Linked DNA regions of Homo sapiens: region 1 is linked to region 2. Evidence: read pairs that join two places in POLR2A ChIA-PET (ENCODE). Cell type or tissue: OCI-LY7. All regions are shown on one strand. Region 1 overlaps AKAP13 (A-kinase anchoring protein 13). Region 2 overlaps AKAP13 (A-kinase anchoring protein 13).

Evidence for each region. Peaks named below come from ENCODE experiments on the same cell type or tissue, not always from the same donor. Only the 100,000 strongest peaks of a DNase experiment are listed, where the experiment ranks them.
Region 1: POLR2A ChIA-PET joins it to region 2 with 7 read pairs; 3 of 35 experiments call an interaction of 5 or more read pairs at or near these places.

Annotation. Positions count from the first base shown.
Region 1 is chr15:85,522,635-85,527,634 of GRCh38, reverse strand. The region is part of intron 3 of AKAP13 (A-kinase anchoring protein 13); the gene reads right to left. Among named protein-coding and RNA genes, the nearest start is that of AKAP13, 140 kb to the right of the region's middle. In OCI-LY7, no CTCF peak of the experiment used is centred here; no DNase peak of the experiment used is centred here; H3K27ac peaks cover 944 bases.
Region 2 is chr15:85,465,888-85,470,887 of GRCh38, reverse strand. The region is part of intron 1 of AKAP13 (A-kinase anchoring protein 13); the gene reads right to left. Among named protein-coding and RNA genes, the nearest start is that of AKAP13, 88 kb to the right of the region's middle. In OCI-LY7, no CTCF peak of the experiment used is centred here; no DNase peak of the experiment used is centred here; H3K4me3 peaks cover 382 bases; H3K27ac peaks cover 1,328 bases.

The DNA of each region.
Region 1 (5,000 bases), 57 kb before region 2:
GGAATTTCACCATGAGCATTTTAGAGGAGGAAGGAGAGATTTAATGCTAAAAATGTGCTCCGCTATATTCCAGCCCACACCTCTAAGGCAGTGTTTCTCAGCCTTTTCTTCCATTATCATATCCCAAAGAGCCTTTTCAGACATTATTCTCTACTCACTCCTCACTTCATGAAACTTTAATACCACAGATATACCACAAATTTGTGTAACTGTGTTTTATATATCACTGTAAGTTTTTTTTGGTCCCAAAAGGCAATTTTCACCCCCTTGGGAGGATATCACTCCCTTAATATTGTATGCCCTAGGATTCCAGTGCTGTGTTCATGGTTCCAAAGTTATGAAATATATAATTTCCTCCTAACATTACAACAGGGCCGGGTGCGGTGGCTCACGCTTGTAATCCCAGCACTGTGGGAGGCCAAGGCGGGCGGATCACGAGGTCAGGAGATCAAGACCATCCTGGCTAACACGGTGAAACCCCGTCTCTACTAAAAAACACAAAAACTTAGCCGGGCGTGGTGGCGGGCGCCTGTAGTCCCAGCTACTCGGGAACTCGGGAGGCTGAGGCAGGAGAATGGCCTGAACCCAGGAGGCGGAGCTTGCAGTGAGCAGAGATCGCGCCACTGCACTCCAGCCTGGGCGACAGAGCGAGACACCCTCTCAAAAAAAAAAAAAAAAAATTACAACTAAGGACAGTAGACAACAGATTTTTTTCCTCTTCAACTAGTTCTCACTCTGTTTTTCCAGTATAACCACTATATGTACTAACTAGCATTAGGACAGTAATTTAAGTTTTCTAGAATATAAAATCTCATCTGTCTAGAGATAGCTTGAGAGTATTTCAGAATAGGGAGACTGTTAGAAAAAGTCCAATAAAAATAACTGATTACCTTGACAGGCGTTGCCAGGGGCAGGGCCAGGCTGGGGGATGGGGGGTGTCAGAATTCTCTAATGAAGCCCATTAAATTAAAAGTCTACAACTTCTTTTCAAATATGCTATTCCATTTGGTAATACTGGACACCTGCTGCTAGAAAGTAATTCTTGGTTGACGAGAAATGAAAGAGGCCAGGTATGGTGGGTCACGCCTGTAATCCCAACACTTTGCTAGGTGGAGGCAGAAGGATCACTTAGACCAGAAGTTTGAGACCAGCTTGGGCAACACAGGGAGACACCATCTACACACACACACACGTGCCAGCCACTTATGATGGACACACACACGTGCCACTTACGATGGTGAGTGCTACTTGGGAGGCTGAGGTATAAGAATAACTTCAGCCTGGGAAGTCAAGCCTGCAATGATCTGTGATTGTGCCACTGCACTTCAGCCTGGACAAAAGAGTGAGACTCTGTCTCAAAACAAAACAAAAAAAAAGAGAGAAAGAAAAAGAAAGACATAACATATTATAACTCAGACCATTTGTTGCAATCTGGGCTGCAATTTTTTTCTTTAAACCCAAAAGAACTTCTGATCAGGTAAATGTATTATTCTTTTTTAATGACAAATCTACTTTATAAAGTACCCTCCCTTATCAGTGAAAAAGAAAAGGAAAATATAACAGAGCTGAGTCAAATTTGGAGTCAATAAAGGTTTGTAGTTCTTCAAACAAGAACTCTTGCTGTGAATTCTAAAAATAAATAACAGACATGCTGAAAATAGATTTCATTTTATGAAAGATTCTGCACCAAAGCCTTTTACAAAAATAGTATACAAAACCCACTAAACATCCTGTTCCATCTTCCACTATGAAATCACTGCTTGGTCTAAATTCACAGTTTCATTAATAAAAATGAACACAATAAAACAGTACTCTATGCCCCCATCCCACCCCAACAATTATCTTCAAAGGATGTCCAGATTTTGTACACTATTTGCCAATCCTACATAGGTCTTAAAAAAACAAATCTCAGCTTTAGAGGAAAATCACTAGTTAATTAAAATGTCATTTAGGGTTGTATTTGTTTTCTATGAAGGGACAATAATGGAATATTTTACTTTCATTTATTACTAAGGCAAGATCTTTCATTACTAGAAGTATACTTCCATCTCAAGCTATGTTTCAAGGCAAATTATATTCTTGAACTAGCCACTTTCATAGGTGTTTTAAATGTAATATTTTATTATAACGCTTTGGTTAGCCTCCAGTGTTAATCAGCACAAAGATGGATTTATTTTCAAAAGACAGGACATTCTTTTCAGCCTTCAGAATGTTTTCATCAAAAATTACTATGTATCATAAAAATAACATGCTCACTGTAAACATTTAAACAATTCAGGCTGGGCACGGTGGCTCACAACTGTAATCCCAGCACTTTGGGAGGCCAAGGCAGGTGGATCACGAGGTCAGGAGATCGAGACCATCCTGGCTAACACGGTGAAACCCTGTCTCTACTAAAAATACAAAAAAATTAGCCAGGTGTGGTGGTGGGCACCTGTAGTCCCAGCTACTCGGAGGCTGAGGCAGGAGGATGGCGTGAACCCAAGAGGCGGAGCTTGCAGTGAGCCGAGATCGCGCCACTGCACTCCAGCCTGGACCACAGAGCGAGACTCCATCTCAAAAAAAAAAAAAAAAAATTTAAAGATAGATAAAATAGAAAGTCAAAGTCTCCACGTACCTGCCCTCTAAGATGTTACTACTTACGCTTAAAATACTTTATTTTTAAAAAGGAGGGGAAATCACATCATAACTACTTTAAAAGGCCTTTACAACTTCTTTGTAATTACACACAGACACACACACACACACACACACACACAGGGGAATGGGGAAAGAGGGGGCAGGAGGGAGGGACAGACAGACAGACACACACACACTTCATTGTAGGACTTATTACAAAACACGCAAAAAAAAGAGAGAAAACTGAGATGGGTGGGGAGATGGGCCTGCAATTTCAATATCCGAAGTCAAAACAATTTATTAGGAGATAATTTAGAATGTCTGTGTGTCAACTCTATTTAGGGAAATATTGATTTGATAAAAGGTTACAGACTAACATCAAAAAGTGCTGCCTTTTGAAGGTTAATCAATCCTTTGGTTTTAGGAAAAACTAAAATGTTACAAAACACACAGTGAAACATACAGAGAACTCAAAGAAAAATCAGAGCCAGCAATCTGGATGAAACATGAAAAATAAAAAAATAATAATAAAAGCAAGAAGAGGCTGGGCACGGTGGCTCACGTCTGTAATCCCAGCACTTTGGGAGGCCGAGGTGGGCAGATCACGAGGTCAGGAGTTCAAGACCAGCCTGGCCAACATGGTGAAACCCCATCTCTACTAAAAATACAAAATTTAGCCAAGTGTGGTGGTACGCCTGTAATCCCAGCTGCTCAGGAGGCTGAGGCAGGAGAACTGCTTGAACCCAGGAGATGGAGGTTGCAGTGAGCCAAGATCGTGCCATTGCATTCCAGCCTGGGCAACAGAGCAAGACTCCTTCTTGGGGTGGGGGGTGGGGGACAAGAACAAGACACAAAGCTCTTTTTCTTCTCTTAGCCAAAATGACTAGAAATTGCAGAGCTAGTCCCACACGTAAGCACAAAGAGTGCAGAGACATCCCTGCAGGCAGTAGCTGCTGCAACAAACAGACCATGCACATTTATCCAGGAACTGGGATGCACAGTGCACTGCATGGACTTTCCACGAAGACTGGACTTTCCATGCAGATTCTTGACTAATCTAACACTGCCCTCAGCAAACAGGAAATCTGAGGCTATCAATGCAGCTAACTGGTACACAAAAATCATCGTATTCCTTCTCCAAGCTAAAAATGCAACTCAAGAAGCCAGAGACTCTTTTGAATTTATTAAAAAACAAAAAAAGGGGGGCGGGGAGGGGGGTTACGTGTGAGTGCGAGTGTGGGTGTATTCACATACATACACATCTTTCTAGAAGAGCAGCTTCTGGGAAGCTGGATGTGTGAAATGTTGTTCTATCAAGTGACAGTTTCCTAGAACAGCCTTCTTAGCAGATACCAGTGAAGAAACCAAACAAAGATCCTTGTCCTCATAAAGCTGACACTTTAGTTGGGGCAGATAGAAAATAAATAAGATAAATAAGTAAAATATATGTGAGAAGTTGAAAAGTGCAATGGAGAAACATAAAGCAGGAAAGGGGGATAGGGAATGTGGAGAGGAGGCAGCTGTGTATTTTTATGAGCTGGACCGAAAGGCCTCACTGAGGAGGTGATACTGAGTAAGGGCCTGAAGGAAGGGAACACACAAGTCTAAGTCCACAAAGGCAGATTTAAAGAAGTTTAGGTCCAGGCTAAAGAATTTACCCCATGTTATAAACAAGAAATGCAAAACAAGTTAACCCCCAAAATGCCTCTATCTCTACCCCTCCACAATAAATTACCAAACTAAGCCAAATGACAGTAGCTGAAAAAGACAAGTAATCAGAAAAATCTCATATGTGATAAGCAGAGCAATAGGGTCCGGTCAGGAATCTCCTTTGCTTAGTTAACAGAGTTTCTACTATACCAACTAAGGATCTCACTGGTACCCTTGCACACATATCAAAGGCTCACACGTTAAAGTGTTGCCTTACTCTGCATTTGGCCTTCCAGAAGTAAAAAAAGGTCTTTCAAGGACTCTAATCCTTCTGTTACCTCTGCTGTGATGAGGCACCTCATATCAGCTGCCTGACTAAATTCAGGTGGGAAGCAGAACATTCAGGCCAATGGGATGGGGGCGACGGGGGGAGGGGGTGTGGGTGGGGGTGGGGGGGGTGGCTGGTATCTGACCTCATAAGCATGATGGAAAAATACTGAAATGTGGCTAAGAGGAGAGATGATTAGCAGAAAACAGAAGAAAAGCCAGGTACTAGGTAGGACTACAGGGCCAAAGCAAAGGGGTCAGGAATGATTTCTGAGGATTCGGACCAAATTAGAGGAAAGGAGCAGAGTCTAATACCCATTCTGCTTGGCTTGGGTAGGCAGGGCAAGGGTACTTACATAGACATATATAAAGTGGTACTAGAATCAAAGTCAAGGGAAGAAATG
Region 2 (5,000 bases):
ATGATGTTATAGCTCAGAGAAAGCATAAAATTGAATGTTCCTGAGATACTGCATCTCTGTTTCTCCCCACATCTCCAAAGTAACATAAAATCACTGAACTCTCTTCACTGTCAATGCTTAAAGCACTGAGCCTTTGTCTAACTGCATGTCTGTCAGATGCATGCTGGCTACTTCAAACAAAAGAAAGTGATTAGGGCATACTGACTTTATTATAAAGTTACAAAATGAAAGGCAAGGAGGGATAAGAAAAGCTATTTTGGAAAGGGAAAAGCTACTTTAAAAAGACCGATCGTGAGCCTCTAAACTAGTTAAGAATTTGAAAGAACCTTGTACAAACCACGTAATCTCTCTAGGTGTCAGATTATTCCTCTATAAAACAAACTATAATGTTTTAATGCTACTGTTTTAAACATGTTTGTTTTATAAAGCAGTATGTCTGAGTTGAAAGTGAATTACCTTTATTAGCATCGAAACAGAATCAGGCACAACTCTTATAAACTGGCGTTTTAAAAAGGCACTGGCAGTTCTTCCTCCTCTACTATGGACTCTTGGGAATGCAGATTCTGTTTTGTTTTGGTTTGGTTTGGTTTGGTTTTTTGAGACAGAGTTTCGCTCTTGTCACCCAGGCTGGAGTGCAATGGCGAGGTCTCGGCTCACTACAACCTCCGCCTTCTGGGTTCAAGTGATTCTTGTGCCTCAGCCTCCCGAGTAGCTGGGATTACAGGTGCCCACCACAATGCCCGGCTAATTTTTTGTATTTTTTGTAGAGACAGGGTTTCACCGTGTTGGCCAGGCTGGTCTCGAACTCCTGACCTCAGGTGATCCACCCACTTTGGCCTCCCAAAGTGCTGGGATTACCGGCGTGAGCCATCACAACCAGCTGATTCAGTTTTCTTTAGTACTGCCCTATATGTTACTTGGAAGAGAGATTATTGAAGGCTGCCTTTCCCATGTAGCGAGAGGTTGAGAAAAAGTACCATTATTTCAGAACACTCATGAACTTTTGTCTTTAAATACTACAATTCTCTGCTAAAAATGCCATTCACATTATCACAAGTTCTGTATCGACATGGCATGTAGATTGTAAAACTGGAGTTGACAGTTTTCATGTGCTTTTAGTTGACTAATCTAGTTCTTTGCCACCTAAAATAAATGCATTAGTATTTTAAGATTCTCTGTTCAGGGGTCTAATGTGTTCTGGCCAAAGTCTATGTGCACACTTATTAACAGATGAGTTAGTTATTTAATGCATGCTGCTTAACAGTCACAGTATCCTTGCACTGGAGGAAAACAGGTCAAATAATAAATCTGTATCTTGCAGCTGGTGGGTCCACCAGAAATGGCCTGCAAATGATGACTCCAGATGAGCAGCTATTCCAGAAGTAAACTTAGGGATCAATGCTAAACTTTATACCTAAAACAGCACCTGTCTTTACCAGATTAATCCATTTGTCACAATCTGGAACTACCTGGAAAGAGGTAATCCTGCTGACAGGAACACCCAATAGTAATATCCACTGTACATAGCAACTACAGCCCTAACCTCAGGTCTATCTATTCTAGAAGGCACTATTATATGCAGTTCCTTATTAATAGAGGCACTTTCTGGTTGCAATAGGACATATATCCGCACATGACATCTCTCATTTATCCTCTTAAACATTTACACACCTGGCCTGGTGCGGTGGCTCACGCCTGTAATCCCAGCACTTTGGGAGGCCAAGGCGGGTGGATCACCTGAGGTCAGGAGTTCAAGACCAGCCTGGCTGACATGGTGAAATTCCATCTCTACTAATAATACAAAAATTAGCTGGGCGTGGTGGTGCACGCCTGTAGTCCAAGCTACTGGGGAGGCCGAGGCAGGAGAATTGCTTGAACCCAGGAGGCAGAGGCTGCAGTGAGCTGAGATCACGCCATTGCACTCCAGCCTGGGTGACAAGAGCAAAAGTCTGATTAAAAAAAAAAAAAAATTTACACACCTAATAAGGGCCAGATCAACTGGTAGTCACAGCCCTCAAGGAGCTCTCAATCTGTTAGGAGAGACCTGTATGTAAACTCCTAATTGCAAGGCAATGAAAATATTCTACAAGTATTTGTGAAGCATGAAGGGTGAAATGGGGGCAGCTTCACAGAAGTTATGCTCTCTGACCTAAAAAAATTAGTAAAGACTAAACTCATTCCCCAAATGTTAATTTAATTATATTTTAAGTCAGACTTCATACAAAATTCTACAAATCCAGTTCATATTAGAAACTACTTGTTGTGCTTTGCTTGGATAAAGAACAAAATATCTGAAAGTGATACAACAGAACTCATCTGAGAGAACCAAGACATCTCTTTAGTAGCCTGGTGTTCTTTAAAGCATCAAAGCTATATTGTTAAAATGCTAATATGCCTATTCTTCCAAGCTACAAATCACGACTGATTTTACCAAAACTTAATTTTATCTCAGTCTGTTTCCAAAGAGTTATTACCTCTCATCTGCTACTAGAGATTTTAAATAGTCCAAACTTAGAGGACAACTACTAAAACCACGAAAAGTCATAACACAGTGTGATTTTCCAATCTCAATATACCTCTAGAAGGGCTAAGACTCTGACCGTCTAAAAGGGGCATCAACCATAAGACAGTATACTCAGGCTATTTCAAAGATGTAATGCAAATTGAGGGCCAGACTAGAAAAACAGACAGGCTTCCCAATTTCAGCTTCTTGCAGCCTTAATAAGTCTTCATAGAATACCTCAAAAGTTCCTTTACCCTGAGAAATATAAGAATGCTTTTCCAACATAGTCTTATAATATTCATTCACCCAAGAAAGAGTTTAAGAACCACCTACTCACACAACATTTTGAAGTTTTGTTGTTCTTTCACATTATTGAGACAAAAATACAAAGAAATTAAAATGTGCAAATTTGAGTACTTGAACATATCAGAAATCAGGCATCAAAAATGTCCTCCTCAACTCTGCCTCCGTCAACACTTGAGTCAGTAAGCTGGATGAGGACAGAGAGCACACCCTGACCAAACTTGCTGGATCTAATGGGCAACAGGTTGGATAACAGAGCCGAAAAGATTGCAGGCCGAAATATCAACCCCTGAAATGTCCCATTATTATTTTAGTTATTCACTCATTCGCCAAAATTCAGTAAGCAGTTATTACTAGGCATATTGTGTTCGGTACTGCAGATAGAACAGTAAAAATACAGTCTTTTCCTTCAAAGTAGATATGTTCCAAGAGAAACAGATATGAAAACAAGGAAGACACAAGGGAGTGGCCAATTCTACCTAGGAAAGAAAGGATGGTCAGGAAGGCTGCAGAGAGGTAATCTGATCTCAATCTCAGAAGTTGAAAGAATGAAAAAAGCCTGACAATACATTAGGGATGACAGAGAAGTCATTCTAGATGGATAAAACTGTGTGTATGTTCACAGAGACACAAATAACTCATGGCTCTTTAAAGGAACAATTAATGGTGGCCCAGTAGGAACAGATCACAAGGTAATATGAGGATGCTGTGAAGCGGAAAGGTGGGAAGGAGGGCTCGCAAAGTAGGCAAGTTCAAAATCACAATCACTCAAACATTTATTGAGTACCTACCATGTACCAAGTACTGAATATACATATATGCAAGGTCTATATTTAGAATCAACTACATCAAATAAAGGTAGAAAAGCACAGAAGCACTTGTAAAATATACTATAGTGTTCACAAATGAATAATCAACAGTATAAAATGGGTGCCAAGATTGTTGGTGTGCACTAATACACGGATGATTGAGTTACATACGTGTGTGTGTGTGTGTGTGTGTGTGTAGTTAATACAATAATAGATGTAGTATCCAATGCAGAGAAGGTAATGAGTGATTCCAAATTACTATTTACTTAACAAACCTAGGATATAATGGTCCATGCTGGGAACCCACCAAGACAGACACAGATAAAATTTTTAAAAGGTTGGGAACAAAGTGAAGGGATGGTAAACAAAATAAAAATCATGTTGTAAAAATAGCAGTGGACAAAAATTAAAGAAGATTAACCAGGAAAAAGATCAAAGGATCTTTAAGTTTCTCTTAATTCCAAGATTCCAAAGCTTAACAACTGAGCAAAAATTTAAAAGCTTATTCTGGTGTTTCAAAGGTTTTATTCAAGTCATCACTGTCACCAATAAAAAGTACTGTGTGCCCATTATGATGAATAAGATGCAGTGCTAGACAGTACAAATGGGAAGAGGGATACAAAACTGAATCTGCCAAAGGATTCAAAAATGACTAAGATCCTTCCCTATTTAATAAATGGTGCTGGGAAAACTGGCTAGCCATATGTAGAAAGCTGAAACTGGATCCCTTCCTTACACCTTATACGAAAATTAATTCAAGATGGATTAAAGACTTACATGTTAGACCTAAAACCATAAAAACCCTAGAAGAAAACCTAGGCATTACCATTCAGGACATAGGCATGGGCAAGGACTTCATGTCCAAAACACCAAAAGCAATGGCAACAAAAGCCAAAATTGACAAATGGGATCTAATTAAACTAAAGAGCTTCTGTACAGCAAAAGAAACTACCATCAGAGTGAACAGGCAACCTACAAAATGGGAGAAAATTTTCACAACCTAGTCATCTGACAAAGGGCTAATATCCAGAATCTACAATGAACTCAAACAAATTTACAAGAAAAAAACAAACAACCCCATCAAAAAGTGGGCAAAGGACATGAACAGACACTTCTCAAAAGAAGACATTTTTGCAGCCAAAAAACACATGAAAAAATGCTCACCATCACTGGCCATCAGAGAAATGCAAATCAGAACCACAATGAGATACCATCTCACACCAGTTAGAAAGGCAACCATTAAAAAGTCAGGAAACAACAGGTGCTGGAGAGGATGTGGAGAAATAGGAACACTTTTACACTGTTGGTGGGACTGTAAACTAGTTCAACCATTGTGGAAGTCAGTGTGGCGATTCCTCAGGGATCTAGAACTAGAAATACCATTT